Linked DNA regions of Homo sapiens: region 1 is linked to region 2. A link is a loop called in an ENCODE intact Hi-C map of the cell type or tissue named here. Cell type or tissue: GM12878. All regions are shown on one strand. Each heading gives the region's core, and the rest is flanking DNA. Links, peaks and the distances in the headings are about the cores only.

What was found. Peaks named below come from ENCODE experiments on the same cell type or tissue, not always from the same donor. Only the 100,000 strongest peaks of a DNase experiment are listed, where the experiment ranks them.
Region 1: it touches region 2 in a loop (3-fold over the local background); 3 of 110 quality-filtered maps call a loop at or near these places.

The regions. Positions count from the first base shown.
Region 1 is chrX:9,992,380-9,999,197 of GRCh38, forward strand. No RefSeq gene overlaps it. Among named protein-coding and RNA genes, the nearest start is that of WWC3, 19 kb to the right of the region's middle. RefSeq lists an enhancer at 5,137-5,516. In GM12878, for the core only: CTCF peaks have their summits at 1,032 (motif pointing right), 3,578 (motif pointing right) and 5,483; DNase peaks (open chromatin) are centred at 3,687 and 5,382; H3K27ac peaks cover 202 bases.
Region 2 is chrX:10,163,837-10,170,654 of GRCh38, forward strand. The region is part of intron 2 of CLCN4 (chloride voltage-gated channel 4); the gene reads left to right. Among named protein-coding and RNA genes, the nearest start is that of CLCN4, 10 kb to the left of the region's middle. In GM12878, for the core only: no CTCF peak of the experiment used is centred there; a DNase peak (open chromatin) is centred at 3,955.

The DNA.
Region 1 (6,818 bases), core at 562-5,561, 170 kb before region 2:
TCACTGTGCCCTGGGGAATCCGATTCTCTGCCCTCCCCTTCAGCTCGGCCTGCTTCTGCACGTTCTGGGGACGATGGTCTTGCCATAGACCCCGGGAGCCAGATCCCCTCTCACAGGACATGGAGCCCCGGGGCGTGAATGCCAAAGGATACCCAGCCCGGCTTCCATCCGTGATTTCAGCTAGGTCTTCTGGAGAACTTGCTGCGATCTCTCCGTCAGCACTTTTATGTTATGGAGACGGCTTCTTTCCTTAAACTTCATGAACTAGCCTCTGCTAGTTTCAGACTTCTTCTGTACTTTCCTACTATATACACCTACTATGTACCCACGAACTTTATTTATTTATTCATTTATTTGACAGGGATGAATGGAAGTGGAGGAAATGAAGTTACCACTTGTAGACAGCCCCTAGGCCCAGGGGCTGGGAGTGGGCGGCCCTGGCGGGGTCCAGTTCTGTGTCCTCCAGCAGAGCTGGGCCCGAGACTCGGCCGGGGCAGTCCGGGGAGGCCAGGGAGCCAGGCTGTCCTGGCTGAGCCCTGCTGCCGCCTCAGCGGTGGCCGGGAGAACAGGCTGCTCACTACCATCAGCCTGCACCAGCCACCCATCGCCTCTTTTCCGCACACAACCGGCCCCCGGGACAACCAGACACCACCGGACCGACTGGCTGCAGCTGGCGGTTCTGGGCCCGCTGAGTTGATTCAGGGCTCAAGGTTCCTCCTGTGTTGAGCCGGGGGGTTTCCTGCCGGGACAGGGGTGCTTGTGTCCGCCACCTCCCGGGCTCACACAGCAGAGAGCATCACGGGGACGTCCTCTTGGGCGCAGGGTACCAGCTTCACTGTGCCCTGGGGAATCCGATTCTCTGCACCCACCTCAGCTCGCCCCGCTTCTGCATGTTCTTTGTACTTTTATGGAGTCTCTGAAATTTCTATACTGCGCATGTATTAATTTTTAATAATAAAAATTACAAATAACACATTTGGATTTTATAAATTACGTTGCAGTCATAAAGCATGCTTTCCGCCAGGTGACGGTATAAGCCCATCAAATAGTTTGAGAGTACAATATTTGGCCTGAAATTGAACACTACTGCTGTTAATTGCTCAGTTGTTTATTTTGACATGTTACTTGCACAGGTGTTATTCATTATATTGGGTTTTTTTTTGAAAGAATGACTATAGATTTATTTGTAAAATTGGTATACAGAATAGGAGAAAAAAAAGTCACCAGTCGTGGCACTACTCAGGTATAGCCAAGGTTAAGGATCTGACATTTATCTATTTATCTTTATGTTTATCTTTATGTCGGGAAAGAGAAAAACAACACTTTTTTTTTTTTTTTTGAGGCAGAGTCTCACTCTGTCGCCCAGGCTGGAGTGCAGTGGCGCGATCTCGGCTCACTGCAAGCTCCGCCTCCTGGGTTCACGCCATTCTCCTGCCTCAGCCTCCCGAGTAGCTGGGACTACAGGCACCCGCCAACACGCCCGGCTAATTTTTTGTATTTTTTTAGTAGAGACAGGGTTTCACCGTGTTAGCCAGGATAGTCTCGATCTCCTGACCTTGTGATCCGCCTGCCTCGGCCTCCCAAAGTGCTGGGATTACAGGCATGAGCCACCACGCCTGGCCAACAACACTGTTTTTTAAAAAATGTGTCCCCCTCCATACAATTGGTTTTTAAATATTTTTTATTTTTGTGGGTATATAGTAGGTGTATATATTTATGGGGTACAAGAGATATTTTGATACAGGCATGCAATGCATGATAATCACATTGTGGTAATGGGGGAATCCATCCCCTCAAGCATTTATCATTTCTTTATGTTACAAGCAATCTAATTATATTCCTTTTGTGTTTTTTTGTTTGTTTGTTTTTGTTTTTGTTTTTTGAGACGGAGTCTCACTCTGCCACCCAGGCTGGAGTGCAGTGGCAGACAGATCTCGGCTCACTGCAAGCTCCACCTCCCCGGTTCAAGCGATTCTCCTGCCTCAGTCTCCCGAGCAGCTGGGACTACAGGCGCACACCACCACAACCAGCTAATTTTTATATTTTTAGTAGAGATGGGGTTTCACCATATTGGCCAGGCTGGTCTCAAACTCCTGACCTCATGATCCACCCTCCTCGGCCTCCCAAAGTGCTGGGATTACAGGTGTGAGCCACCGCGCTCGGCCTCTTTTAGTTATTTTTAACCTACAATACATTATTGTTGACTGTAGTCACCCTGTTGTGCTATCGAATACTGGATCTTATTCATTCTATTAATAATTATAGTTTTGTACCCGTTAACCATCCCACTCCCCACCCACTACCCTTGCCAGGCTCTGGTAACCATCCTTCTACTCTCTGTGACCATGAGTTCAATTGTTTTGATTTTTATCTCCCACAAATAAGTGAGAACATTCAAAGTCTGTCTTTCTGTACCTGGCTTATTTCACTTAACAATTGTTTTCTAATCTATCCTTTCACATTGAATGTATCTTGAGCGTTTTCCCAGTATCCCTAAATTCTTTGATATGGTGATTTCTAAAAGGTGCACTGTATTCCATCCTGTTGATGCACTGTGACTTGTTGCACTGATTTAAATTAGTCATTTAGGCTGTTTTAACTGTCCTTAAATTATAAAAGATTTCCCATATATAAAATATACAGAGAAGAGGCTAGGTGCCTATATACCCACAAAAATAAAAAAAATTTAAAAACCAATTGTATGGAGGGGGACAAATTTTTTTAAAAAAGTGTTGTCGGCTGGGCGTGGTGGCTCACGCCTGTAATCCCAACACTTTGGGAGGCCGAGGTGGGCGGATCACAAGGTCAGGAGATCGAGACCATCCTGGCCAACATGGTGAAACCCTGTCTCTACTAAAAAAAAAAAAAATTAGCTGGCTGTGGTGGCGCGTGCCTGTAATCCCAGCTACTAAGGAGGCTGAGGCAGGAGAATTGCTTGAACCAGGGAGTTGGAGGTTGCAGTGAGCCGAGATTGCGCCATTGCACTCCAGCCTAGCGACAGAGCGAGACTCCATCTCTCTCTCTCTACATATATATATATATATATATGTATATATATATATATATATATATGAGAATATTACAGCCACCCAGTGAATCACTATTCCATTTTAATATGTGTTAATTTGTTGCCATCTTTGCTTCAGACATTTTTAAGAAACAATAGTTTACAGGTAGAGTTGAATGGTTCCTCTATCCAGTTGATTCCTATCCTTCCATCCCACATGTAACCTCTAATCTGAAGGTTGTGTTTATCCTCCCTATCCCTGATCACAGACTTTAACTACAAAAGAATGTTTCCTAAACAATACAGTATTGTTCTGAGTTTTAAAGTTTCACACATACTCACAAGAGCATATCCTTTATTCACTTAACATTATGATTTAGAGATTTACCTATGTTGACTTAGACCTAGCTGATTTTTGCTGTCCTACTATATAATTTATAAATATAATATACTTTACTAACACATTCTCCTATTGACAAACACTTGGTTGTTTCCAATCATTGGGAATCAATGCGCTTGGGATGGGGCAGGTGCGGACTAGTGCCACCAGGGGGCGCGCGGAGAGCAGGATTGAATGGAGACGTGCGGCGTTTGGCACTCCTAGCGGAGGAATGGCTGAGCCTCTGCAGTTTCCAGGATACTGCCAAATCGCATTCCATAATGCCTCGGATTTCAGTTCTGCCAGTAGCGAATGAGATCCCATTTCCTCACATTCTCGCCACTACTGTGGGGTATGAGACTCGGCTTTGGCCTCTCTGAGGTCAAGCATCTTTTTATGCTTATTGGCTAGCAAGGTTTTGTCTTTGTGAATTTCCTACCCAGAGCCTTTGCTTCTCATCCCGTTAGGTTTGTCTTTTTCCCATTGATTTGTAGTTTTTAAAAATATATTCTTAATCCGGAGAGGATCTCTACAGCAAGCACGTGGCACGTGCAAACTGAGTAATTTAAGGTGAGTTTAACAAAGGGGCTGTGTGGGGCCCTCCCTATCCACCGATTCCATATCCCCAGATTCAATCAACCAGGGATTGAAAAAATTCAAACAAAAGTTCCAAAAAATGTTTCATTGGTTTGTTGTTGTTGTGGTGGTGGCGGTGGTGGTGGTGCTGTTGATGAGGTCTCACCATGTTGCCCAAGCTGGTCTTGAACTCCTGGCCTCAAGCAATCCCCCTGCCTCCTGCCTCACCCTCCTGCGGTCCACAATGTTCCACTGTGGCTGATGTGTACTGTGTAGTTAGACCTCAGACGGTTGCATCTGTGCTGAACATACACGGACCTTTTCTTGTCATTATTCCCCAAACGATACAGTACAACAACTATTTACATAGCATCTACATTGTATTAAATAGTATACATAATCTAGAGATGATTTAAAGTGTACAGGGGATGTGCCTAGCTTATATGCAAATATTACACCATTTCATATCATGGACTTGAGCATCCTTGGATTTGGGGATCTGTGGGGCATCCAGGAACCCATCTCCCACCACCCTGTGGATACAGAGAGATGGACGACTATATTTCTAAAAGCAGGAGCAGGTTGGGGGCAACCAACGAGGGCTGTTTCAGTACGAATGGCTGGCAACAGTGGGCGACATCTCAGCACCCCAGGCCTGAAATGGCAAACAAAAGTGTTGGGTGACCATTCTCCCTAGATGTCTCAGCATTCCCACAGAGTCTGGTTGCTGGGAGCAAAGGGCCCTGAGAAGCTCTGGTCAGTGCTGATTGGAGAGCCACCAGTCTTGGGAGCTACAGATAGCATCTAGTAAAGATAGAGATCGTCTCCCTCTGCAGAGGCATTCCCACATCCTAAAGCCTTCTCTGTCCCCTCCCAGGAGATAAGGGCTTACCTTCCAGCGTTACAGCCCAAGAGAGCTTTTCCCTCAGCCCCTGGGCAGCGAGTGACATTCCAGGTCATGTCTATGGAGGGGAGGACGGCAGGTCATGAAGTCACCTCAAGGAAAGCTCCAGCTCCCAATTCAGGGCTCCCCTCCTGCGGCGCAACCTGCACAGCTGCAGGCGAGCACCTGGCCCTCTGCGTGGCCCATGGGAATCGGGATGGTGGGGACCAACCCAGGAGCTTGCAGAGCTACTGCTTTCTGCTGTGAAGAACACACAGTCTGTGTCTCTGAACCGAGCCCTGCGATCTTTGGTCAGATGTGTGCATGGAACCAGCACAGGCTACCTCGTTCCCTGGCAAGAGGGGACAATCTCAGCCCTTTCGCAGTGTCTGACTTCATAGGAATGCGCAGAAGGTGAAGTGAACTGTGCTAACAGGAGCCACACTGCAGTGGAGGCAGGCAGCCAGCTCTGGGCTGTGTTATGAGGCCAGCGTTTCCATGATGCCAAAGAGAACGGGGGTTTCCAGGGACTGGGGGAGGGCAAAATGGAGAGACGTGCGTCAAGGGGTGCAAACTTTCAGTTTCACCAGATGAATACATTCCAGAGATGTCATGTATTGCACAGTGACTATAGGTGACAATATTGCACTGTGTACTTGAAATTTGCTAACAGGGTAGATCCTAAGTGTTCTCACCACAAAGAAAAAAACATAACTATGGGACGGGGTAGATATTTAATTAGCTTGATTGTGGGAATTATTTCACAATGTACACATATATCAAATCATCAAGTTGTACAAGTAAGATATAAACATAAAATTTGTTTCTAATTTAAAAATTGTATAGTAATTTCCCCACATAACGGGGCATAGTGGCTCACGCCCGCAATCCCAGCACTTTGGGAGGCTGAGGTGGGAAGATGGCTTGAGCCCAGGAGTTTGAGACCAGACTGGGCAACATAGCAACACTCCGTCTGTACAAAAGATAAGAAAATTAGCTGGGCATGGTGGCGCACATCTGTAGTCCCAGCTACTATGGAGGCTGATGCAGGAGGATTGGTCTAGACTGGGAGATTGAGGCTGCAGTGAACCATGATCACACTACTGTACTCCAGCCTGTGCAACAGAGCAAGACCCTGTCTCGAATAAAACAAAACAAAAGGAAACAAAAAAAAACACCAAAATCCCCCATACTTACTTTGTTTGCTTGCATTTAGATTTTGATCCATCTAGAGTTTATTTAGTTGAGATGTGAGTTTGGGATCTGTATGAGACAGAGTAAAAGCTAGTCTGTTTTAGAAAGGAGATTCATAAAATTCAGTGACTTGGCCGGGTGTGGTGGCTCACACCTGTAATCCTGGCACTTCAGGAGGCCGAGGCAGGTGGATCACCTGAGGTCAGGGATTCGAGGCCAGCCCGGCCAACATGGTGAAACCCTGTCCCTACTAAAAATACAAAAATTAGCCGCGCATCGTGGCACATGCCTGTAATCCCAGCTACTCGGGAGGCGGAGGCAGGAGAATCGCTTGAACCTGGGAGGTGGAAGTTGCAGTGAGCCGAGATCACACCACTGCACTCCAGCCTGGGTGACAGAGTGAGACTCCATCTCAAAAAATAACAATAATAATAATAATTCAGTGACTTAAACTACAAATCTCACCAAGTGACCGAGGTAGACACTCGAGATCACTGGGTGACTTGGTTCCAAAGAGTCATTTGGGGATTCAGGTTTCCTCTTGTTTCCGGTCCACCCCCTAGGATGTTGTCCTTGTCTCTAGCTTGATGGTGGGCTGCCTCCATCTGTGGGTAGCAGCAAGTGGCAAGAGGAAAGAGAGCATGAAGGACACACACCTCTAGGATGTCTTAAGTCCTGGGCCAGAATCCACACCTCTTACTTCTACCCACACTCCATGGACAACTTTAACATTATAGCCACCCCCAACCACAAATGGGGCCACCAAATGTATCCATGTG
Region 2 (6,818 bases), core at 1,041-6,040:
GGGTATTGAGCCGCATCCCTGGCCACCATCCACTAGATGCCAGTGGCACCCCATCTCCCAGTTGTAATAACAAAAAATGTCTCTAGACATGGCCAAATGTCCCCTGGGGGTCAGTATTGCCCCCAGTTGGTTGAGTCCTACAAGTCTAGGCAGTGGGATACATGTTAGGACCAAATGGACAAGGTTCCTGCCCTCACGGGACTGATTTGAGCTGAGGGAAGAGGAAGTAGCTGTTGGATAGGCTGTGTGTTGAGTGAAAGGATGGACAGCAAAGGATGCACAGCACTGGACTCCAAACGCTGGTCAGGGAGGGCAAGAAGGCCTCTCTGAGGGGTCGCACTTGAGCAGAGATCCGAATGGAGAGAGAGCCACTTGAGCACGGTGGGCTGAGTGCTCAGGGCTGAGGGAACAGCCAGTGCAAAGGCCCTGAGGCAGGGCAGGACAGGAAGCGTTTGCGGAAAGCAGGGAGATCGGCGTGTGCAAAGTAGAGCTACCCAGAGAGTAGGGGTGGGGACAGGTGCTCAGAGGGGCGCAGGGGGCAGGCCATCCTGGAACTGGCAGTTGTGGTGTCAACCCTGGATTGTCCTCAGTGTGATGGAAAGCCACTGGATGCTCCTGTGTCGGGGAGTGACATGTTGAGACTGGGTTAAAAGGACTGGCTGCTGTCAGGAGCAGAGTCAGAGGTGGGTGAGAAAGAAAGCAGGGCAGCCAGCAAGGAGGCTAGGAGGCGAGGCTGGAGGCCAGATGGGGAGTGGCCAGGGTGACCAGGTGAGTTGGACTGAGGAGCTAACCTCTTTAGCAGCAATGTTGTCCTAGGTGCCAGAGTGGGCCCTTGGTGATCAAAGAAGCCTGGCGTGGGAGGGTAGTGTGAACTACAGGGCAGGACATGGAGGCTGCAGACGTGTCCTCATGCATCCGGCTCAGTCGCAGCATCACCTTTGATGGGCGGTGGCCTCCCAGGGACAGCAGAGGAAATGGCCATGCACATTCCCACATGACACCTGAAAAGCTCTCTTTCCCGCTTCTTGTCGTGGCTGAAGTCTCCCAAGCTGTCAGGCTGCCGGTGGCTCCGGTGATTCTGGCTACACAGCTTGCTTGCTGTCCTCGGGCCCAGCACATTTGTTCCTGCCACTGAGTCTCTGAATTGGCTGTTCTCTGTGGCTGGAGGGTCAACCCCCACACTTGTTCCCTTGTTGCCTTCTCCAAGTGGCCCTGGTCGCCCTGCACCGCCTGTCACGTGCGCTTCTGCGGGATGCAGTGGCCTGCAATCGGGGGTTCATGGAAGCCCCTGCCTGCTGGCTTGCCATCTTCACACTGTTCTTGACGTGGTCCTGCCCTGCCCCAGGGCCTTTGCACTGGCTATTCCCTCAGCCCTGAGCACTCAGCCCCCTCGTATTCAACAGAGAGCCTGCTGTTGGCTGGGTTGAAAGTAGATGTGAGACCGGAGCCTTCCTCACAGAGGGGACTTGAACCCCTCTTGAAGCTGCAGAAGAGGAGAGTCCTGGAAGGCTGGGGTCAGGCCCTTGACCTGCCCTGGGGACGACACATGGGAACAGCAGGGTCATGAAGGAGAGGCTGTGGGTGGGCGCTCCCCCTGAGGGTGGTGTTCCCCTCTTTCCATCTGAGGCAGTTGGGGCGCCCAGGATGGGTTTGGGGTTTGCTGATGTGAGAGCTACCCCAACGCTGTGTTTCCTTATGGGGGAGGCTGCTCCTGGTCCTGGGTGCTGGGCCTGCGGCTCCTCTCTGTGGCTGCCGCTCCCCTGAGCCTTGCCCGCAGTTTCGCGATGCTTCCCGATGGGCTGACTGTGTCCTCCTATCTCTTGGCTCTTCACTTCCCTTCTGGGTTGATTTGGCTAAATATGAAAGTTCTTTTTCGCCCTCCACTCTAACCCCTGGAGGTGCTGGTTGGGTGAAAAGGCCTCTGTGGTTAGCAGATAGCCGAGAGATTGTTCCTCTTAGCTTAGTCACGCATCACACCAGCTCGCCTTTTACCCCAAACATGGAATTGGCTCAAATGTCAGCCCGTGTGTTGGTCAGAGTGGCCTGCCTCTCTTCACCGTGGCGTCCCGGGCCACCAGGAACAGCACATGAACGCGGTTTTGGGTGCCTTCCAGCATTTAGGCTTTACACACTTGCCAGTCACGAGTGGCTCCTGAAATTTTCTTTTTATCCATGAGGGGGTGTGAACCTTGGATAAGCAGAAAATAGGTTGTTGTGGAGAAAACCTGTCAGAAAATGGTGAAGGGAAGGCCAGGCTGTGGAGGTGCCAGAAGAGCGAGGGATTTCCCACCTGCACTGTCTTCAGCAGCTGTGATGGCTTGAACTGTGTCCCCAACAAATTCATAGATTCAAGTCCTAACCTTCAGTACTTCAAGACGTGACCTTATTTGGAGATAGGGCCTTGACAGAGGTCATCATGGTGAAACGAAGGCATCAGCAGCGCGCGTCCCTTCATCTCAGACTTCTGGCCTCCGGAACTGGGAGAAAACCCTTTTCTGTTATCTGAGCCACCCAGTCCGTGGTGCTTGGTTACGGCAGCCCTAGCAAGCACGTGCAGCAGCATTTTTTTGTGGATGCATGAGAGCGCGACCCAGGGGCCTTTAATTAAGCTATTCTCACACGGTGTAGGAGAAACGTGGCCCCCAGTGCCCTCTCCATGGAGGCACATGGCTCTGGGTCCTGAGGTGGCAGAGGCCTGCCTGCTGTTGTGGAGAAAGGCCCCTGGGACCTGGGCTGGATCCAGCTGCCCCCTCACTGTGTGTGAGACTTAACCTCTGTGCCGCAGTTTGCTTATCTGTAACTTATCTGTAACGTGGGCCTGAGGGAGGCGGTACTTCATACACGGGGGAAGTGCTTAGAATGAAGCCAGGTACACGGAGCCCTGTACAAAGGCGTTGTGACTATTATTATGGGAAGAAGTCTCTGGGGAAATTCCAAACCCTTGGCTCTTGGCACCAGCAACACAAACACCTCACAGCCCAGCCCTCCTGTCCCTGGGATGGGGGTGTGAGAACACTGAGGCCATTGTGTCACCCGAGGCCACATGTGGTTGGCCTCATCCTATTTCCAACACGTGGGCTGGGTTTCAACGTGGAACGAATGGCTGCATGGCCCTGGGTCCATAGGAAGCCTGCCATGGTCACACAACAGCTGCCTAGTCCTATGGAAGCCAGACTGTGATTGAAGGAACACAGGGAGTGCTGGGGGCAGGGCCGGGGCCGGGGAGGAAGTGGGAGGAGGAAAAAGGAAGTGTCTCCGCTGGTTCGAGGCAGAATTTTGAAACAGGCACAGTTTCTTTCTGAACATCCTTTTGCTCTGAGCTTCCCCCTGTTTGAAACTCCTTGGTCGTGTGGCCCTCCACCCCTCACTGGGGGCCACCACCTGGCTCCCGTCACTGTCAGTGCCTTCCTGTCTTCTCCCCTCTGGTGTTTGGAGGGTTAGCTAGAAGGGGTGGAATGAGTCCTGGCCACCTCATCATCCTAAAGGTGCCCGCATTTTAAAAGCAAGACTCAAAATGATTACAAATGAAAATGAAATTCCTGGGGTTTCAGGCAAGGTGGAATAAGGCAGTGAAAAGCTTTTGTATTGGAGCCAGCCTCCAAGATGGGCCTCGACCATCCTACCTCCAGGTGTTCATGCTCATGTGTGGTCCCCTCCCATATGGAACCATTCAGGGCTGACCTGTGTCACCAATAGGATACCGTGGAAGCGACAGTGTGTGACTTCCAAAGCTAGGTCATTAGAGACCCTCCTGGTTCTCTTGGACCACCCCCTCTAGAGAAAGCCAACTGCCATGTCGTGGGGACATTCAGGGTATCCTGTGGGGATGCCAGCGAGCAAGTTGGTTGCTATGTGAGGGAGCCCCCGTCCAACTTTCAGATGACAGCAGCCCTGGCTGACATCCTGACCACAACCTCCTGAGAGACGCTGAGCCAGAAAGACCCAGCCACACTGCTCCCCACTTCCTGACACATAGAAACCGTGTGAATGGTCAGTGTAAATGGTAATTAGTGATGCAGCTTCAGATAACTGAAATGACTAGTAATGGTCCAAAGCTTTCTTGGAGGGGAGGCCCAGTGCTGGTCTCTCCTTGGGTCAGCTCCCCAGGCTCTGGCCATAGCTGCCTTCGTTTTGCCCCTTCTGAAGCTCCACTTTTCTCTGATCGTTCCATATTTGTTCATGGTATTTTCTCTCTCTTTCCTTCCTAGGTTGGAGAGGAGAGGAGCTTCATGCAAAGTTTAGGTCTATTGATGATAAATTAGGGCATATTGAGGATGAGTTTGGATATATAGATTTTTAGTAAATGGGCAACGGTCTGTATTTCATGAAAATGTATATCCTGTGTATCTCTTTATAGCCTGGAGGCTTCAGTAAAATATTCCCCAAATGCCAGTGGGGTTTGGCTGTCTGGGCGTTACTTTGGGCATTCGGCCTTTGCAGATGCGGGATGTCATTTTTGATGCGAGCAGCCCCCTTTTCCTCCAGCACCAGGGAAACACGCCACAGCCTGTAATGCAATGTGGAGCCCGTGTCCTCTGCCCGCTGCACAGGGGATTTGCCAACTCCAGCGCCTTTGCTTTGTCAGGGCTTTCAGACTTCTGACCTCAATTATTTCAGTGGGAGGTCATTTTTGCAAGAGAGGATGCAATGGGTGTTTGAAAAGAGAAAGTATTTCACGGGCACTTCAAAGAAGTGTTGCAAGCATGCCAATGAAAAACCTCACTTTTGTAAAGTGAAGCAGTGAGATTTAACTCCAGCTGATGGCTTGTTTGGGTTGCCTTTGGTCAACTTTTAATTGAAATCCATGTGCAGAAAAGTGCACAAAAGGTAAGCGTGCAGCTTGATGAATTGTCACAAGGTGAACACACCTGGGTAACAGTGCCCAGATCCAGAAATGGAACATGACCAGTTCCCAGAAGCCACCCTCATGTCCCCTTCCAAGGGTAACTGCTATCCTGAATAACGCCACTGGTTCCTTCTGCTTGTTTGGAACTTTATAGGGATGGAATCTCGGATCCCTTTGTGTCTGCTTTTCTTTGTGTCTTTCTTTTACTTGACATTAGGCTTGTGAGCTTCATTCTTATTATGGGATGGAGTGGTACCTCTTTCCTCCTCATAGCCCTGTATAGCCTAATAGCTTTCTTTGTATGTAAAGTGTCTCTTTTCTGTCACTGCTTTTAAGAGATCTTCTTTTTCACTTGTTTAACAGTTCGATTATGCTATGCCTTGGTGTAGTTTTCTTCATTTTTTTGTGTGTGCTTGGGGTTTGTTGAGCTTCTTCTATCTATAGGATTATATAGTCTAATAGTTTAAATCTTTGTGTAAACAAGATTTCCTATATTGAATGTTCTGGTCAGTGTATCTACATTTATTTCCGAGAAACTTCTTGAGAGAGCTTAAAGGGATTTTTAAGGCAGTTTCCCTCTCAAGCTGTCACCTCCTCCACTTGGATAAAAACAGTGAAGGATTTGTCTTGTTGGGCTGATAAGAAACCGTCAGCTTGTGGTGCTTTTAGCCTCTGTTATGGGTCCAGAGTCCACTCCCTCAGGCTCCATTGATTCTGTGTCGAATGCCTGTGGCTGGATATCAGGAGGACACCTGTTTTTGTCAGCCCAACTCTTTTCATGAGTGAAAAGTAACAAGGGAAACAAGATGAATTCAGAAAAACAAACAAACAAACAAACAAAACCAGTAAGGAAAGGCAAGGTATGCCCCTCAGACAGGCATTGCTACAAATTATTATCATGTCTTTAAAAAAATATTTTCTGTTTTTCTTTTTAAAATTTTTTAATTTTGCTACAAATTATAAAACTGGTGGGTGATGGTGGACGTTTCAAAACCACTCACGTGTGACATGGCAGTGACTTCAGGCTGGCCTACATAGCCTTTTGTTCTCTGTACATGTACAGATAAAAATCTTTCTTGATTCTTTTTTTTTCTTTTTCTTTTCTTTTCTTTTTTTTTTTTTTTGAGATAGAGTCTCGCTCTGTTGTCCAGGCTGGAGTGCAGTGGTGTTATCTTGGCTCACTGCAAGCTCCGCCTCCTGGATTCAAGCGATTCTCCTGCCTCAGCCTCCTAAGTAGCTGGGATTACAGGCATGCACCACCATGCCTGGCTAGTTTTGTATTTTTAGTAGAGATGGGGTTTCACCATGTTGGCCAGGCTGGTCTTGAACTCCTGACCTCAGGTGGTCCACCTGCCTCGGCCTCCCAAAGTGCTGGGATTACAGGCATGAGCCACCACACCCGCCCTCTTATCTTGATTCTTGAGCATGTCTGTGCAGTGATGTCCAAAGCATTCAATAGCTGACTACTTGATAGGGTTTTATATCTATTGATGGATATAGTATTAATAACACTCCCTGTAGAATAGAGGTAGTATGTGTGCCTGGCTAAGCTTTTTGTGGCTTAGTGGACACTATTTCTATATAGCAACATTCAGCAAACACTTCATTTTATGCAGGTCCGGATAGTAAATAGAGATGAGTAACATAAGCCTTTGCCCTCAAGGAGCTCACAGCCAAATATGGGAGGAAGCATGTTTGTAAATAATCACTTGAACAAAATGCAGTTTCTAAATAAGATTGATGTTAAAAATATTAATATAAACAATATTAAAATTTTAGTGATTAAAACACAATGGCAAGGATGCAGGTCATGAAATGAGTGGAAAATAGGAAGGGAACAAAAGGTTATACTAGGCCAGTGGCTCTTAATGTGCGCCCTTGGATCAGCTGCAGCAGCCTCCCTTGGAAGCTTGTTAGAAATGCAGATTCCCCGGCCCCATCCAAGCCTTGCCGGATCTGAAGCTCTGAGGGT